Regions from separate parts of the Mus musculus genome. Here region 2 is linked to region 1. The links are chromatin loops, found by intact Hi-C in ENCODE. Cell type or tissue: left cerebral cortex. All regions are shown on one strand. Region 1 holds the start of Nfxl1 (nuclear transcription factor, X-box binding-like 1). Region 2 has its middle 35 kb from the start of Commd8.

Evidence for each region. Hi-C counts contacts between places; a loop is a spot of excess contacts. Peaks named below come from ENCODE experiments on the same cell type or tissue, not always from the same donor. Only the 100,000 strongest peaks of a DNase experiment are listed, where the experiment ranks them.
Region 2: it touches region 1 in a loop (4-fold over the local background); 1 of 42 quality-filtered maps calls a loop at or near these places.

Annotation. Positions count from the first base shown.
Region 1 is chr5:72,557,537-72,560,036 of GRCm38, reverse strand. It overlaps Nfxl1 (nuclear transcription factor, X-box binding-like 1), which reads left to right and starts at 392. Exons shown (of 23, transcript NM_133921.3): 1 at 392-448; 2 at 769-1,023. The coding sequence starts at 771. In left cerebral cortex, no CTCF peak of the experiment used is centred here; DNase peaks (open chromatin) are centred at 241 and 1,090; H3K4me3 peaks cover 1,803 bases; H3K27ac peaks cover 473 bases.
Region 2 is chr5:72,201,881-72,204,380 of GRCm38, reverse strand. It overlaps the pseudogene Atp10d. Among named protein-coding and RNA genes, the nearest start is that of Commd8, 35 kb to the right of the region's middle. In left cerebral cortex, CTCF peaks have their summits at 1,101 and 1,300; a DNase peak (open chromatin) is centred at 1,079; H3K4me3 peaks cover 1,512 bases; H3K27ac peaks cover 906 bases.

The DNA of each region.
Region 1 (2,500 bases):
TCTTCTGTTTTCTAAGTACTTCCTGGACGAGGACCTGCCTGCTACCTGCAAGCAGCAAGACTATGGCGAGAACAACTGTTTGTGAATTTTGCCCTCTCTGAATCCTGAAACCTCGCGTATTTCCTGGGAGCAGCCGCCAGTAGCAGCATGCTCCCGGCACGCCCACCAACGGAGGCGTCTACTTTTCATGAGCCTCGGAACACTCTGGGAAATGTAGTTCCCCAAAGGCCGCGAACGACCGCGCATGCGCACTGAGCATTCCTTCGTCTCTTCCGGGAAAAAAAAAAAAAAAAAAAAAAGCTGCCTCGCTGCCACGCATTCTGCGGTCCGCGGGCGGAGGCTTCTGGGAGTTGTAGTCCCTGGCGGTGGGCGCCGTCGGTAAGGAGACGTAGCTTTTCGGTGCGGTCCACTTCAGCAGTTGGTTCCCGGCCGCGGCCGCGGCCGCACGGTCAGTTCGCGTTTCTGTGCCTACCGCACTTCTCCTGAGGCTGAGGAGAATTTCCCGTGGCTGGGTTTTTCCTGTCCCGGGTGGGCTCCTCGTGGCTCCGTGCTTCTTTTCTGCCCTCCGTCTTTTCCCTCCTCGCCCGTCGCTCGAGCCTGGGCTTGGCGGGACTCGCCCTCGGGAGACACAGGGCCGCAACCTCCTCAGACCCGGGTCTCCGTGTCGCGGGGTCCGTCCGCACCCAGCCTGACCCTGCGGTCCCTCGGCAGCCGCCTCCATCCTCGGACGCCCGTTCACGCTCCTTCTCCTTTATCTCTCCGCTGCAGGGATGGACGCTCCCTGGCGCCAGGTGGCCGCTGGCCGAGGCCGAGCCCGAGGACGGGCCACCGCAGTGCCCCTCTCAGGAAATGGAGTCCCTTTTGGTGGCGCTGGAGGAGGGCGAGCCAAAGGGTCTGGGGGCGCGGTGTCTTCGGGCCCCGGCCCCGGGGGAGCAGCAGCTCTGGCCCCTGCGGGTCGCGGGCAGCGCTCAGCTGGAGGCGAAGCCCCGCAGCCCCCGGGGGCCCGGGGTGAGGATGGCTCAGGTGAGGATGGCTCGGGTCTCCCGCCCCACCAAACTCCCCAAGTCACTTCCCTACTTATCGCTGGCTGCCAGGGCCCTCCAAGTCTCTCATTCACTTTTTAACAGCTCCCGGAGTTTAGTCTCAGGGAACCGTCTCCATTCAGGCAGATTTTCATCTCATCGCTTGCATCCTCATTTTAATTGATAATTGCCTTTGTTAGTCACTTTCTTCAATTGTGTGCAGCTGATTTGGTTAACTCAGTAAATGGATCGCCAGAGTTTGTTTTCTTTTATAATCTAAGATGTTTAACATCTGTCGTAAAATAGGACCTTGTGCTTTCGCATCTGTGTGTATGGTAACAGCAAGCTAGGCTAAGGTCTCAGAATTCCATTTACGAACAGATTGGGAACTCCATTCTTCATTAATCAACTCGACTTTCAAGACCAGTTGTTGATAGCCATCTTTCCCAGGCTACCTGACTTTTTGGACCCTGTAAGCGTTTTGGTTGTTGTTTTTAACTGATCCCAGTGCAGAAATTCCATGTCTTTCCATGATGTATCAGGTGTTGCCACGATGGATTTGCCAATAGCCTTGGTCCAAGATCTTTTAGGGCGACGTTGAGAGTGTTTATACATAACACTCCAGATAAAAGAGAGTGGTCCCTGAAAGTGTTTTGTGTTTGGAAGGTATTTTTTCAGAAGAGGTTTAAAATTTTTATTTCTGAAATTATAGTAGAATTGCATCAGTTCTCCCTTCCTGCTAGGAGCAAAATTGAGTCTCTGCGTGGGGTTTCCCAGGGTAACTTGAAAGTTAGTTTGCGTTGATTTTGCTGGCAATTGGTCAGTTAATCATAGAGGTGCAGTGTGCTATTTAGAGACCTATGAACAAGTTGGTAAGCTGGCTTGGGTTTTGTGGATAGTAGGAAAGCAAGCATTCTCTACATAGTATATAGTATATAGTATATAGTATATAGTATATAGTATATAGTATATAGTATATAGTGTATAGTGTATAGTATAAAGTATATAGTAGTTGACATTTGTGAGGAAGGAATAAGTTAAGACAATTACCTGGTCACTTTGTGTGGTGACATTCTTCCAAATGGTACTAGGTACATACATGTACCAAGTGTCATCTCTTCCCAATTCAGCTTTTTTTAACAACCCCCCCCCCCCGGCTCATTCCCAGAGATTAATGACCTCCTTGTAATTTTGAGATGTCTCACAGCAGTTACTGCTCTTCTTTTTCTGTGTTCTCAAAGATTTCTAAAGAAAGCCTCATATACATTATCTTCCGTTTTTACCCAAAACAGTCTGTTTTGGTTGATAGTCACCACTCAAATTAGCTGCAATAAGAAAAGGAAAACATTTCCTGAGGGAAAGAAAGGGTACAATATCCTTAAGTACAGATACATCAACTAAAATGAGATTCATTTTGGTGGTGTCTGACGAATGAAGTATGTTTTAGTTAGTGATTTAGAATAGTAAACTTTAAAATT
Region 2 (2,500 bases), 360 kb after region 1:
ACTGGCAGGGAGCCCTTGCCCACCTTGGACCATCTTTCAAGGTTGATTGGAACTAAAGGTTTGCTCTGAGTCCATAGAATTATCTTCTCCCACGTGGACAGCTGCAACAGTTGTCTTGAAAGGAGGTCATAAGGAATTTTAGTAGTCTTATCTGAAACACCCGAATAAGAGTGCTTTGAATATATTCCTTCTAAAGGCATGTAGTCCCAAACTGGCCTTCTGATTTTCCAGATTGAAGGAATTCACTGACTAGCCCTCATCTTTCACTACTGACATGGTGAAATAAAACAAGTTTTACAATGTAAAATGAAGTGTGCCCCAAATAACAACGAAGTTCTTCAAAGTTGGAGTATACAGGAAAGAATGCGGACGTCTTTTTATTTATTCAATTATTTTTAGCATCCCTTTCCAAACAGTTTCACAAGTTCCAACACAAACACAAAATTACCTTTTTCCTCCCTAGGGACAAACCCTGTGGTTTATTCGCTGGAAGAAATTACCAAAGCTTTTCATTACCAGGGAGAGCGGTGCAGACAGTCAAAGCTGCTTTCAACTACTGGATTTCGAAACGGAATGACAAACGTGTGCGTGCCTGTGCGAAGGCACAAGTGTGTGCACAATTCTTTTACAAAACCCAGCTTTCTAAAAAGGGTAATGTCCTGTAGAAATCAAATTACTGAAAATGGTGTGAGAGCTTCTTCTCCATTTTCAATGTCCCGCACCAGAAGTGACAGAAAAGAAGTCATCAGCCCGAAGCACAGCTGGACAGAGAAATGAGCAGAGGCAGGGCGGGGGCGGCCAACCGCGTCTCTCTTACCTGTCCCTCCCGGGCCGCTCATCCCAGCATGGTGTTACCTCGGATCCCAAAGTGCCAAAAGAGAACGGAGCAGAGATCCAAAGGGCGGGGAGAGTTACGCTTCCAAGCCAGCCATTTGTCATTGAGAAGCAGAACAATACCTACTTCCCAGCTCCCCAGCTCCGCGTGCGGAGCGCGGGTGCCTAAACCGAGCGGAGCAGGCGACTCTCCGCCCTCCTCAGACCTCCCGGGCTCCAGGCAGACAGAGCTTCCGCGGAATGCCAATCTCCCGCTGCTCCACCCCCTTGACGTAAGGGGCGGGGCCTGGCAGCAATTGGGCACGAGCTCCAGCTGTTGGACCCCGCCAGAAGCCCCGCCCTGACCAGACATGCCAGTGACCCAGGGTCTGGCTGTTCCCTCCCTGAAGGTCACAGCAGTTTGCAGGCCATCTAGCATAGATTTACTTTCCCGGGATTTTGTGAAACAATGCACTGGCTTAGCTAAGCTTAAAACACCTAGTGGTTACGTTTAGGGAAGACATTCATTCTAAAAATGTAATGTTCAAGTTGTTGTAACTAGCAACTCTTTTATAAAAAGGATCACAGTTCTGATCTGGGCTTCTTTCTCTTTTCTTTCGACTCCTTTAGTCGGGATAATGTAACCTTATCCACAGATCTGCCAGGGTCTGCTTGCTTTAAGCTTATACTTTCTTCTTTTTCGCTTATCTATGCTTTTCTTTATCTTCAATTGTAGTTCTAAAATAAAAATTAACCAATCTGTCTGGTCTCTCAAATCATTTGCCCAACTACTTCAAGAAGGCAAGAGAGTACATTAACCATACTCAAGGGTAGGCCCCAGTCCAAGAAGAGTAGAAGGCCACACTTGATGCGAAAAGAAAAGCTAAAGTTGGGTAAGGAAGGGAGAGAGAAAGAGGTGAAGTGGGGGACGAGTCGGGGAGAGTCAAAACACATTATATGGAATCCTCTAGAATTAAAAAGAAGCCAAGCTACACAGAGAAACCCTGTCTCGAAAAATCAATCAATAATAAAAATAAGTGAATAAATAAAAGGTGAAAGAAAAGTCATTTAAAGAAACAGAACATTTAAAATAACTCAAAACAAAACCCAAAAAACTCAGTTATCGGTTATTCAACTGAAACAAACACAAGGCGCGGATATAACCCTGCAGTTCTGCTGTTTTGTGCCCCTGGCTTCAGTGCTTTGAGAATGCGCATCAAGAGTGAGAAACTAGATGATCATGCAAGTGCCTCTTAGTGATGTGTTCGCCAGGACAGACCAAGGGAGCTGGCCGGGAGGCTTGACAGCCATCCCAACCCAAGAGATGCCAAACGAGTTTTTTTACACCCATCCAGGAGGTGGGTGGCTTTGTTAGGCCAGGAAGGAGAAGGTCTGGGTGTGGCTTCCTGTGACGCCTCCTTCTGCAGGCAAGGGCACATCTCCTGGGCTTAGTCAACTAGTTACACTTTTGCGGGTATATCGCTATCTCTGACATGATGGCTGTTTTTGTTTTTCTTTTAATTCTCGTTAGTTAATCCTCTGGTAACATTTAAAACTTCAGATTCGTCTCCCCCCACCCCCACCCCTCTCGCCTCCCAACCCGCGCGCCCTCCCTGTCCTCCCTGCCCCTTGGCAGGGATGTAGCCTGGGCAGAGAAGCCTTTTGGGGAAGGTGCATACCAGGACAG